Linked DNA regions of Homo sapiens: region 2 is linked to region 1. The links are chromatin contacts, found by Hi-C or POLR2A ChIA-PET in ENCODE. All regions are on one chromosome and are shown on one strand. Each heading gives the region's core, a stretch centred on a gene start or an enhancer-like site at or near the end of the contact. The rest is flanking DNA. Distances are from core to core; before and after follow the strand shown. Region 1 holds the start of ARID2 (AT-rich interaction domain 2). Region 2 has its middle 53 kb from the start of PCED1B-AS1.

Evidence for each region. A loop is a pair of places that touch in the nucleus more often than their neighbours do. ChIA-PET counts read pairs that join two places held with the same protein, here RNA polymerase II (POLR2A). Pooled maps may share reads with other maps.
Region 2: a loop to region 1 is called in a pooled map, with 4 times the contacts of the local background. The contact joins the enhancer-like site here to the promoter of ARID2 in region 1. A Hi-C loop is called at or near these places in 1 of 168 maps with a recorded cell type or tissue (naive thymus-derived CD4-positive, alpha-beta T cell) and 5 of 50 pooled maps. POLR2A ChIA-PET finds 5 or more read pairs at or near these places in 1 of 52 experiments (B cell).

The regions. Positions count from the first base shown.
Region 1 is chr12:45,727,663-45,734,265 of GRCh38, reverse strand. ARID2 (AT-rich interaction domain 2) reads right to left here and starts at 4,560. Exons shown (of 21, transcript NM_152641.4): 1 at 4,338-4,560; 2 at 4,129-4,222; 3 at 2,952-3,049. The coding sequence starts at 4,429. LINC00938 (long intergenic non-protein coding RNA 938) reads left to right here and starts at 6,345. Exons shown (of 1, transcript NR_028408.1): 1 at 6,345-6,603. RefSeq lists silencers at 4,110-4,349, 4,860-5,279 and enhancers at 5,792-6,603, 6,330-6,603.
Region 2 is chr12:47,266,007-47,272,554 of GRCh38, reverse strand. No RefSeq gene overlaps it. Among named protein-coding and RNA genes, the nearest start is that of PCED1B-AS1, 53 kb to the right of the region's middle. RefSeq lists enhancers at 560-1,759, 4,100-4,149. Within about 2 kb of position 3,479, at least 3 of the 41 ENCODE cell types and tissues checked have a DNase peak (open chromatin) inside an H3K27ac peak, as active enhancers do; they include B cell, where a contact is called at or near this core.

The sequences.
Region 1 (6,603 bases), core at 3,311-5,810:
TCCCAAGTAGCTGGGATTACAGGCATGAGCCACCATGCCAGGCTAATTTTTCTATTTTTGGTAGACACGGGGTTTCACCATGTTGGCCAGGCTGGTCTCAAACTCCTGACCTCAGGTAATCCGTCTGCCTCGGCCTCCCAAAGTGCTGAGATTACAGGCGTGAGCCACCGCACCTGGCCTCCAATTTTTAAATAGACTGCTTTTACACATTATCTGTAAGCACTTTACTTTTTTTTAATTTTTAATTTTTGTGGGTACACAGTACGTGTATATATTTCTGGAGTAGGTGAGAAACTTTGATACAGGCAGGCACTTATATTTGTAAAAATTAAATGCCAATGTTAAAATAATCAATTGCATTTTCAATTTTAGACTCTAAGAAATTTTTGTAGACAAGCTATAACTGAATAAATGTATATTTGAGAAAATTAAGTTAATGTCTGGCAGACCATTAATACTCAAGTCTATATTTAATGACTGTCAATATTTGTATCAAAAATAACAAAACACTATTAAAATATACATGGCCAGCATACTAGCTTGCTCTTCCTAATTTAAATTATCTGTAATATTATGAAGATATATCATAAAACACTAGGCTAACAGCCATCCATCCAATTAATAGCAAACTTACAGGGGAATGTGAGCAAATATTAAACTTGTAAAGGAGGAATAACACATATAATGACAGTCTTACAATAGGTCAAATGAAAAAGCAGTTCATATTAAAAAATTATTCCACTTGTAATTTAAAAAACACACTGCATTATCTGCTCATCAGTAATGATGATATTCAATCTGACGTAGCAAAGAGGTAACTTATCAAGTCACTCGATTACTATTTCTTACTATGAAGAGCCAATCTTATGGGTAGGTAATAGAATTGCTGTTACTTGGCATCTTGTCTGCCAATTAAGATTTTTCAGAGGAAGGTGTAAAAGCTAGCATCATATATATCCTCTTACTGTGCAATATTAGACCACCAGGAAAAAATTCTTTCAAGGTTGGTAGTACCTAAGTTTTGACCAGCATATTTCTTTTGTATTTCTTTACAAGCCATGCAAATCTTCACATGGTTTTATTTTCCAAAACAAATGCTTCAACTTTTTTCCTAGTAGCCTAGCTACAACCCTGCAAAAACAAACCTAGAGAGTGACATATGGAGGAAAAACAAGTTTAACTAAGGACATAGTTCAAAAAGCAGCTTCTAATAAGAGCAAAAAGCCCAATTTGATCTGAAGACCATGTAAATACTTACAATGTTGAAACTATATAGTTAAAAACAGTACCTATAATTAATGATATCCTCCCAAGATAAAAATGACAACTGGAAAAACAATATTTATAATTAACTTTTGTTAAAAAAAATTGGAAGCCTAGATATTAATTTGATTATGCTAAAACTATTAGTATGAATGTAAACTCTTCAGAAAAATATACATCTCATGAATCATGTATATTCTATAGTACTTTCTGGTTATAAAACTTAAGTCAATCAATCTAACAAATATGAAGCAAAACTTCAAAAATATGTATTTCAAACAGTCCAAAATTCAAATGCTTTAAACTGATAAAAACATAAAACCAGAATATGTATTAACATGTTCCTCTCAATATCATAAATAGAAATGAGCAAATGAATGTCACGATGAATATAAAACTCTCTTGTTTCTCACCCCACTACTAACTCAACGGTTTTGGAGGTTAATTTTGCTTTTTGATTTAGCCCTTTAATTTAAAATGTACTCTGACACAAATGCCATCACACACACACAATAGATGACAACCATATTTAATATTTTCTAGACTTCCTGTGTAACTCAATAACTACTCCACAAAGTTCTGCGAACTCCAGCTTCAAGCCTGAAGTCAATCTAAGATAGCCAATAGAAAGTACACCTGTGCGATTACTGCATTTCCTATTTCAGAATGCTGAACGTAATACACAATAACTGAGTGCATCTGAAGCAATAATAAATGCAAAACTCAAATTATGCAGAAGCCACCTTACAAAAAAAGGCCTGTACTATCACTATTAAAAAGCAATAAATACAAAGAATATCATTTTAGTTTTTAATAACACCAACTAACTTAGGATCCTCTAAGATAAGCACTTTAAAAATAAAACACAGCATCATGATAAATTACAGTATGAAAGTATTCCTAGAAGAAAAACTAGAGGCAAAAAAAAAAACGCTAAATCACAAAATATATCATCTAGACTGTATCACATACCAACTGAATAAGAAATTAAACTTTGCCGAATAAGCAGTCAAAGAAGAAGAGGGAGAATGAAAGAAAATCCAGATTATAGTATCCCATTTCATAGTATCCCCATTTTCCTAAAGATATAATAATTTAAATTATCTAATTTAAATTACTAATTTAAGTCACTGGAAATTCAACAAAAAGTAATTATCAAAACAATCCTGGTCACCTAAGCCACCAACATGTTATGCCATGTAGGAATATTCTACTGAAAAACCTATTCAATGACACTGTTCCAAACAAGAAGTTTCATTAAAAAAAAAAAATTCTTAAAGCCAGAATTTTTAAAACTAAAGGAGTTTCCAAAACAAAGAAAAAAATTTTCCCAAAGGTTACAAAGTTTCATTAACTATCTTAAGTCTTTTACTAAGCATCACCTTTCTGCCCCTCAGTGGGTATCAAGCGATGAATAACAATGTCACAAAAGAATGTTTACCAAGATTGGGGCTGGGGTGTCACCTGTAATGATTTTGTATGAAAAATGTAAACGATCCTGAAATTGGTGAGGAAGACTTTCACCTTCCTACAATCTCACTTTATTTATATTAAATGTGTCTCAGTCTGAAATGAACAAGAGCTTAAGAACTGTTTGGTGTGCAAGGTTTGCTTTTGTTTTTGCTAAAAACAAATCTCTCCATAAGTCCCTTATTTCCAAATACTATGGAAAAGTCACTACTACTCACCGCAAGTAATACTGTTTTAAAGCAAAGGCAGCGTTAGAACAACTTCTGGGAAAGTTGAACTCTTCAACAATTTCTCCCCACTGATTCTTCTCAGAAACCTGGTAAAACACAGGCACAGTTGTCTGAACGTGAACAATCTAAGAAAATCTTAACCTAACTATGAAATAAATACCCATTCTACAGAGATCTGTAGATACCTAAGGCATCAGTGGGTGTTTCGGATCGATCGGTAAGAGTTACTAAGCAAGGGCTTCTTGAATCACTGTGTTTTCACCAGAGAGCCCTGTATTTAATACCACTTGTTTTGTTTGGGGGTGGGGGGGTTTGGTGGGTTTGTTTTGTTTTTGAAGCCCGGACAATAACCAATCGCAAGTCCCTCTGTCGCCCCCTTTTAAATCTCAACGCGGTCCGTTTACACTAAAAAAAAAAAAAAAAAAAAAAGTTCAAAAGGATCAATACAGTTCCGGACAGCGACGTCCGCGGGTTGGGGGGGGGGCCGGGGCTGGGGCCGATTCCGATCCCTCTCCCAGATCTATCCATCTCCATAGGCCCTTCTTTGAGGCCTACAGCTTCTGCCTAGCCTTGAAGCCTAAGATGGCTATTTGGAGACAGGTCCTGGTTTCTTTTGTTAGCTGTATAAACCGAGGGCGACGGGGCCGAGGCTGTGCCCCCGGCTGCCGGGATTATTTCGCAGCCGATTATCGATGTTAAACCTGCCCGCGCTAATTTTGAGTTGCACGAAAACTGCTCTCAGAGTCTGTGTGTCTCTGTGTGTCTCCGCCTGTGCTAGAGCGGCAGCGGCGGCAGAGCTGACTCGCGAGCGAGCGGGCGGGCGGCGCGGGAGCGGGGCGGGCGCGGGGCTCAGGCTGGCGCCCCGCACGCCCGCATTCCCCGCCGCGGCGCTCAGACCCCGCCGGCCCGACCGGGCACCGGGCAGGGCGCGAGCCGGCGCCGGGCCGCCCGCCCGCCGGAGCCCCGCGCCCGCCGCGCGCACGCGAGCCACCAGGCCAAAAACAGCCCCGCCGCCGTCCGCCTCCGTGCCACCGGCTGGGAGCGAAAAGAACGCCTTTTGCCCCCGCGGGCCACCCCCCCAGCCCCAAGCGCCCACTCCGGGGTCAAAGGAGACTTTTTGGAGGAGGCCAGCGAGAGGGAAATACAAATTAAAACTTCCACTCACCTTCGCGAATCCGCCTAAAGTAGTGACTCTGGTGTAGAGACCGTGAAGATCCAGCTCCTTCCCACCCACCGCAGGGATTTTTTTAAAAGGCGACCTGCGGGAGAGAAAAAGCCCCGCACTTGTCAGCCGGGACCCCGTGCCCGGCCCGGGCGGGAGAGCCCCGTTCGCCCCGGCTCGCCCCGGCGCTGCCCCCCCGGTTCTGCTCTCACCCTCTGCTGTGGTGGAACTGCCGCAGCTCGTCCAGGAAAGCGAGTCCCTTTCTCCGCTCGTCCGGAGGCGCCTTCCCCGTCGAGTTTGCCATTATTTTTTCAAAGGAGGTTTTTAAAAAACCCAGATCGGTGTTTTAAAAGCGCCCCCCGCTCCCAGCGCTTCCTACCAGAGCCCGGAGCCCATTCCTCGGCCGGCGGCGGCGGGGCTCAGTCATGGGCCGGCGGTGGCGGCGGCGGCGGCGGCGGCGGCGGCGGCGGCGGCGCAGGGAGGGAGGGAGGGAGGGGGAGGAGGAGGAGGAGGGGAAGGAGGGAGCAGGAGGCCAGGGGGAGAGGAGGGAAGGAGGGAGGGGAATTTCTAAAAAAGTTTAAAGAAATCGGAGCGAAACTAGAAGGGCAGGCGACTGCCGGATCCGCGCGAAGCCGCGGGGCGAGCGCGGCCCCCACCCCTTCCTTCCCTCCCTCCCCGTGGCCCGGCTCTCGCCCGCCTCTCAGCGCCGCCGGCTGAGGCAGCTCAGCCCGGGGACGCGATTCAACATGGTGCTGCTGCCGGGGGCGCGCGAGCGGGCGACGGGCAAGGCGAGCCGATGGTGAGGGGTCTGGGCGGCCAGAGGCCCAAGAGTTTCGGCGGCGGCGGCGGCGGGGCTAGGGCAGGCGGGGCTGGGGGTGGGGAGGGGGAGGTCTGTGTGGTGGTTTGTGGAAAGCGCGGTGACAGCGTGTATTTCGGCCCCGGCTCCGCGGGGCCCTCGCACACATTCACGCGCGGCCTCGGCCGCTGAGGCCGGGGCGTCCCCGGGCAGAAGCACCGGCGGCAGCTGAGCCGCTGCGCGCCGCCCGCCTGCTTCCCTCCCCGCCAGCCTCCCTCTCTGCCGCCGCCACGGCCTGGCAGCCAGTGCCACACAGCGACCCCCGAGGGCTGGCCGCGGCACTGCGCCTGGCTCCACACCGCCCCGGCAGATCCTCGCGGGGAACAATAGACTCGACTCGCCGGGCTTAGGGTTCGTCTGCAATGTGCCGCACATTTCACACGCACACAAAGCCGGCGGAAAGGGGGGCGGTGCGGGGAAACGGCCACTACCGGTTGTTCCAGGGTTAGGGGTGGAGGCGATGTTCGCGTCCCCGGCCCGGCTGTTGGAAGGGCCGCCTCGGAGTCCCCGCCCGCCCGACAGAACCGGTGTGGCGCTCTGAAGGGAAAGGAAGCTCACCGGGGTAGCCCCTCACGCTACGCAACATTCACAGATCGGAATAAAGTCAATTTGTTACCTTCTGTTTTTGTAAAATCTAAAGGAATCGGCTTTTATGAGCCGTATGCTAGTATTTTGGGGCCTGGTTAGCACATTTTCTATGAATTATCCACACGCTAACTTTAGCAAACTATACGTTAAATACAATGTGAACTGTCTGTCCTAGTTCTGTGGAAATAGAGTAATGCTCTTAATTCATCTTGCCGCTGGTTGGCTTCACATATCAAACTGGAGTATTCTATGAGCAAAGTTATGCAAACTAACTAAACTGGTTGGGAAGCAATCTATCGAACTTCGACAATAATAATTAAGGTTTACATTTTTATAGTAAGGTCTCTTCAAGATTGCTGCGTTTAAAATAAATACCGAATAAAACGTTTTTCCTTGCTTTCAAATGTCTTAAATGTAATCCTCGTTTAAAATATTTTGAAGGTTAAAAAAACCCTTTGCTTAAATGAGTCAAAACATCTCAACAAATACTACCACCTAAATTTGCATTTACGAGGGGTGTTGGAGCCGGCTCTTTGCTACAAATGTTAATTAAGATTACAGTACGTGAAACGTATTATTATTCCCATTTTAGTGACGGCCACCACGGGCAAAGTCACTGCCTAACCCAAGGTCACAGGGTAGTAGGGGTCTGGATGGGTTATTTCAGGTAGTCGTTCCAATGGGAACATTGCTTTGGAGGTGAAAAATTATGTAATATAGTGCAGCTTGCTTCCGGTGCTCACTCTAGGAAACGGACTTATTTCCCAACTAAAGTTTGTCTCTTAAGTGGGGTCGGAATAAGGTTGTGGCTAGGAAGATCCTGACAACCCAGGGCCAGTGAGTGTCTCGGAAGCCTGTGAGGGGCGGAGACCCGGCCCGGGGAGGTGGAGAAGCTCGCCGGCCGCGGAAGACTAGGGGTGAGGCTGCTGCGAGGAAGACCCGGTCAGCTGTCCCTTCCCCCATCGGTCCTCTTAGGGGAAGTGGAGATGTGGGCCTCGGAGCTGCGTGGCCCGGGCTGTGCGGATTCCCTAAAC
Region 2 (6,548 bases), core at 2,230-4,729, 1.5 Mb before region 1:
TGAAGTATCTGGTTAGAACAGTGCCTGGATGCCTCTCCCACTTCTACTGCTTCACTCTGAAGATAAATGGTTTGTAAGTATCTCCTTTGAGCTGAAAGCCCCCATGTGCAAAACATCTTATAAAGAAAAAGAAATTTCAAGCAGCTTCCCACTGGCTTTCCCTAGAAACGATTAAGTGTCCGTGCATTTAAAATGAATCTACATGATGGCAGGATGTGACACTGGCTGGGTCCATCAGAGCTTGTTCACAGAAACGACTGATACGTAGAAATTTCTCCATACATTCCCCACGAAGCACGCACTTGTTTTTCATGTATACTAACCCTGGAATGACTGCTTTTACAGAAATATATGGCCTTCTTTACCCAGCCTCTTTCAATTGCCATTGTGAGTTCTAAATTCCTCCTGCCTGAGATCTAACTGTGCCATACAGCTTTTTTTCATTTCCCTCATCTGCTCAGGAAAATGCTCCTAGTGTTTCTAGGGAACTTTTCTGATTAGAAGGATTCAAACAAAGAAAATGGCTCAGTTGATAAACATGACCATCTTCCACTTCAAAATGGACATACTCTTTGCCATATGTCGGGAATTATGGAGAGATTCTTTATCATCCCATTATACTCAGCTGTTGTTTACTTTTTGTGAATCGAATGTTGACAATTATAGTCTGAGGTTTTTTTTAACAGCATATGCTGAACATGATAAAATATTTAGAACAACTTACTTTGGACTTATAATTATGCTACATCTTTCAGCCCTTTTATGACTAAATTAGAACATTTAGTAATGTTTGGTGACAACTCCCACACTTTGTAAGCACCACAGAAAAAATATAATTTATTTAATTGGTTTTCATTTGGAAGGGAAATAACCCCATTTCAAGCATCTCAGTGTTAGAAAAGACACTGTATATTCCCCACAAAAATACACAGATGCTCATACATTTGGGGAATTAACATATATCTTCCACAAGGAAACTTAGGAAGGTTATTTCATCATTAATTTACAGCCATTCCTTTTACCTACATATTTTTGCAGAATCACTATTAGTCACCTCCTCTTTCCATCACGTATTCTTTACAGAAGCCCTGAACTTCAGACAGAGACGAGGCTGTTAAATTCTTGTGGGTTTCCAGTGCCACCACAGACAGACTAAATGGCATAATTCATTCAGTAAGTATTTAAGGAGTGCCTACCCTATGCCAGGTCTGTGCTGGGCACTGGGATTCTGAGATGAACTAAATATGGTCCTTTCTTCAAAGTGTTCATAACTTAAAGGCAGAGACAAAGAAGAAAATGCACAATTAAAATTCTGTAGAGAAGAGGGGACTCAGAAGGGCATCTAACTTGGCCAGGATGAGAGAATAGGGGTGAAGCAGGGCAACTGAGAAATATTACCAAGAGTAAGTGACTCTTGAGTGGGTAAAGGGGAGAGAGGAGCTTCATGCAGCGATACCCCCCATTCAAAGGCATGAAGGCAGGAGAAGGCTCCCCTGAGTCAGTGGTAGCCATTAGTTCGGGGTTGGGGAAAAGAGGTGAAGAGATTCAGACTAAGAAGTTAGGTACAGAATAGATGGTGCTGGGCTTTGCACTTGAGCTTCACACTGAAGGCAGTAGGGAGCCCATGAAAGATTCTGCATTTTCTCTGGTTTGTGATCCAGGAGGGGTAGACAGGAGCTGGACAGAGGGCAGTCTATGCCAGATAAACCTGGACCAGGATCAAGGCAGAGCATTGCAGAGGAAAGGACAGATATGAGTAGCCATTTAAGGTGAATCAAATATGTTTTGTTTTGTTTGTTTGTTTGTTTGAGACGGAGTCTCGCTCTGTCGCCCAGGCTGGAGTGCAGTGCGTGATCTTGGCTCATTGCAAGCTCTGCCTCCCGGGTTCACGCCATTCTCCCTCCTCAGCCTCCCGAGTAGCTGGGATTACAGGCACCCGCCACCACGCTTGGCTAATTTTGTTTTTGTATTTTTAGTAGAAATGGGGTTTCACTGTGTTAGCCAGGATGTTCTCGATCTCCTGACCTCGTGATCTGCCCGCCTGGGCCTCCCAAAGTGCTGGGATTACAGGCGTGAGCCACCGCGCCTGGCCGATCAAATATGTTTTAAATGTAGATAATCTTACTTGCAGGGAAGCCCAGGCAGAAAAACTGGAGAAAAGAAAAACATGCCTCATTCCCTTCCTATGACATCCTGTTGTGTCTGAGCTTTATTACTACAAGGTGGGGACACAGACTTTTCTAATGATAGTGGGCTATTTAGCACTTAACTTTAATCAGACCTGGTGCTGAGGCACTTTACATGGAAGGGGATCAGAATATGCCACCCCAAAATATGCCACTTTAGTGTAAGGATTATTTTCAGCTGGAAGCAATTGAGAATCAACAGATGCAGAAAGAGTTCTTTCCTCTCCCCTTATCTGACTAAAAGCAGGGCACAAATTTGCCTTTGTGAAGGTGTTTCCTCTGTGCCAGTAAGGGAAGAACAACCCATCACCAGAGTCTAACCACTTCTTTGAGTTTCACTCCTTTTTTGTGAACTCCTGTGCATGTAAATATTAATAAAAATTTTGTGTCTGCTCTTTTGTTAGTCTGTCTTTTGTTAGGTTAATTTGCACGCCCCCAGCAAAAGAAGAGAGTAGAGGAAAAATTTTTCCTCCCCAACAACATACATCATCTCACTGAACCCTTATCCCTCTTAGTGCGGAAGGTACATACCCCATTTTTTAGATCCAAAAACAAAACTAAGGGATGTTAAGGGGCTGGTCCAAGGTCACGTAGCTAACAGGTGGCAGAGCTGGGATTTGTACCCATGCCTACACGACCACACAGCCTGAACATCCAGCAACTATCCTGCAATTCCAGTGTGTAGGAAACACAGTCTAACAGAGTTAGCAGACAGGGATTGGAGCAGCGTAAAATCCATATTCTAATTCTAGCCCCATTACTATCAACAAAATATTAATCATGTAAATATTTGTGTTGTTCTTTATAGTTCTGATAATAAAGTCATTGCTTCAGTGGTATGACCTTGAGTAAATCGTGTAACCCATCTGTGTCTTAATGTTTTCCCATGAATCAGCACATGGCTTTTAAATTCTTACTATGTTTTAAGTCCTATTCTAATTGGAAGACTGTAATCTTTTATTTTGTTTGAAATAAAATAGCAATGATTTTCACCCTCTTTGTGAGCCCACAAACAAAACAGTAGATATTTAAATTCTGTGGTTACAAGAAAATAAAACAGAAAGAAGTCCTTTCAGTTCTGCTAAATGCAAAATGAACATATATGCAGGCCAGGTGGGGAAGAGATGGGCTGCATTTTTGTCTTGGGCATTAACCAATGTAACTAAGTGGTCAATTGCTATAATTTGAAACAGGAAGGGAAGCAGAAGAACTCCTGTTGATGCTGTTATTTTAAGTAGGTGCATGGTCTATCCTTATCTGGGTAACTTGACTGTCTCAGGCTTGACTAAGCTGCAAGTTCCAAGTTGGTCATATTAACACTGTTTACCTAATCTCAAAGCTCTGAGTGGTCACCGAGGGAGTCCCTAGGAGAGTCATTGTTGATAGAGAGGGTGAGGAGGGAGTAAACTGTAGTTCCCCAGGCTTTTGGACAAGGCTTTTGTTGAGGGGATTCAGAGAATGGTGGGAGCAGAAGAGAGCCAGTGGAATGGAGACAGAGCTGAGGTGGGGAAGAAAGATGGAGCAAGACATAGCAGCTGCTGGCCAGGCACGGTAGCTCATGACTGTAATCCCAGCACTTTGCGAGGCCAAGGCAGGTGGATCACCTGAGATCAGCAGTCCGAGACCAGCCTGGCCAACATGGTGAAACCCCGTATCTACTAAAAATACAAAAAAACTAGCTGGGCGTGGCGGCGGGCGCCTGTAAACCCAGCTACTTGGGAGGCTGAGACAGGAAGAGGTTGCAGTGAGCCAAGATTGCGCCATTGCACTCCAGCTTGGGCGACAAGAGTGAAACTCCATCGCAAAAAAATAAAACAAACAAACAAAACGACATAGCAGCTGCTGCAGGAGAGAAATTTCAAAAAGTGGTGATGAGACATTTAGAAAGGTTTGGGTGTATGATATGTAAATTTCTCTTTCGTCTACAAACAAAATTGCAACAAAACTCTGCCTGGTTAAATGTTGTGCTGGTTATTTGACTGTTTGCCTCCAGATCCATCCTTTGTGTCTGCTCTGTATGTCTGACTGTTGCAAGCTATGATACCCAGGCTCTCTTGACCACCTGTTTTAGCCTCACTTAACCAGCGAGAGGTACTGTTGGAGATTGGAGGTTGGGAGGAAAGGGGAAGCCAAAGTATTTCTTGTCCTCTTTTTCTGCCATGGGAGGCATATCTGGCAGTAGCTGCCCTCCTCTGTGGCTCCAGCTCTTGCCTGAATATTTCTGTTATAATGCTAGTGTCTATCAAGGGACCCCCAGATCCTTCCTTTGTCTCTCCAGTCTTAAGGGTGGGTGGTGGCTTCCCACTTGCTAATCTTTGGGATGCCTCATCTACCCTAGTGACTATTTTAGCTCCTCTAACACCTTTATAATTAATTCTTCGTATTTAATATCTTCTATTTAATAACCTGATGGGACCCTGATCAATACAGAGGAGACGTACCTTTTTTCCTCTCCTGGTTTCTATAACGAGGGAGTTCTCCAAGCACATGTTTTGTTTCCCTTAGCCCTTTTATTCATCCCACCCCTAGGGCTCTGGAGTGAGTAATTGGATGGTAATTTTGGAAGAATCGCTGAGCATGTTGGGTCAGCTTTGCTGCTTCCTATTAGGAGTGGGCATTCCAAGAATGCACAGTATCTCTCTGTATTGCAAGTCTTGCCTGGGCAGGCCTGCTCTAGCCTAGCAAATGCCTGACTATGGGCAAGTCTGTCTGATTTTAGCCCACTTGACCACCAGACCTAAAACCTAGTCTTCTAGCCTGGCCTCTGCCGGTAACAAAGGTGATCCCCATTTGCTCTACCTTTGTTTTATTTCTTCAACTTGTTCAGGATGCAAGTGAGCAAGAAGAGTGCCATTTATTGTGGCTCCCTCCTTCAGAGACTTTAACATTATTCATCAATTCTTTCGGAACTGGATTTATGATTTTTTAAATATGCTATAGTAACAGAGAAGGCCTAAAGGTAGGGGTGTGTGGACTGAGCTGGTGAGACAATGCTTCCCTCCTTAGCAATTTCTGGGACTCGCCAGTTGATCCCACATGTGTCCATGGATCAGCCCTGCTTATTGCTTACTTCCCAACTGCACTCTGTCTCACCTAACAGGACTACAGTGGTGCCATTGAGCTAGAATATTATTCTCAATGGCCAGATGCTTTAACCAAAATTAATGTCTGCTCATGCAGTTGGAATCCTACCATATGATGTTGCTGTTGGAAGTAAAGGCCTGCTGTACTTCAGTGTCAGTAAGATTGACTTCCAGTTGTTTCCTTATGATTCCTGAAACCACTGTCATCCCTAGCTCCCAAGGCAAGACCTTCCTCCCTCGTGCAGAATTCTTCCATGGTCATCCCCATCATTCTTCCTGTAATCTGGCTGCTTTGGAACCACCTGGCATGATTTGAACACAAGCATACATGTCTAGTCCCCTCAGATGTATGTGGTTCAGATTTTTTCTCCCTAGGAGCGCCTCAGATTCTATATAACTCAGGGGCTCAACGTATATACCAGGGGAGGGTTGTCCCTACACTGCGCTCTCCAGAAGCATCAAGTCTCAGCTATAACCTCGTGTCTATATATATATATATATATAGTATATATATTTTGTTTTTTTGAGACAGAGTTTCACTCTTGTTGCCCAAGCTGGAGTGCGATGGCGCAATCTCAGCTCACTGCAACCTCCACCTCCCAGGTTCAAGCGATTCTCCTGCATCAGCCTCCCAAGTAGCTGGGATTACAGGCACGTGCCACCATGCCCAGCTAATTTTTTTGTATTTTTAGTAGAAATGGAGTTTCACCATGTTAGCCAGGTGGCCAAGATCACGCCATTGCACTCCAGCCTGAGCAACAAAAGTGAAACTCTGTCTCAAAAAAAAAAAAAGGCATATTTCTTCAGTTGTATTTGAATACCACGATGGGGTCAGGATTCTGGGACAAGAAGTAGCCAAACTGAGAAACAGATTAGGACCCTGCTGCCGAGGATGTACTTCAGCCCCAAGCATGATGGAATTGATGGAATTGAGGTCATTTATAACAATCCTACACAGAAGCACTGCAGGTTGACTTAGAGCCACTTGCATTTATAATGAAATTTCAGTGATAGGGAACCACTGAGAATGTGGTGGACTCTTTCTTCCTTCTTTATTGTATCCTTGTGGAGCACCAGTGCGTGGCACCCAATATGGGAGTAACCAGTGACGAAGGAATGAATGAAGTTTTAGAGAATTTCTAAGCAGATCATATAGCTCTCATAAAGAAGACAACCATGTTTGGTGCAGCAGTCTAAGACCATTTATTTTTAAAATGCCGATTTAGCCCTTTTCTTCTTGTTTCTAAAACCCTAATTTTTCTTCTGCCATTTTAAATAT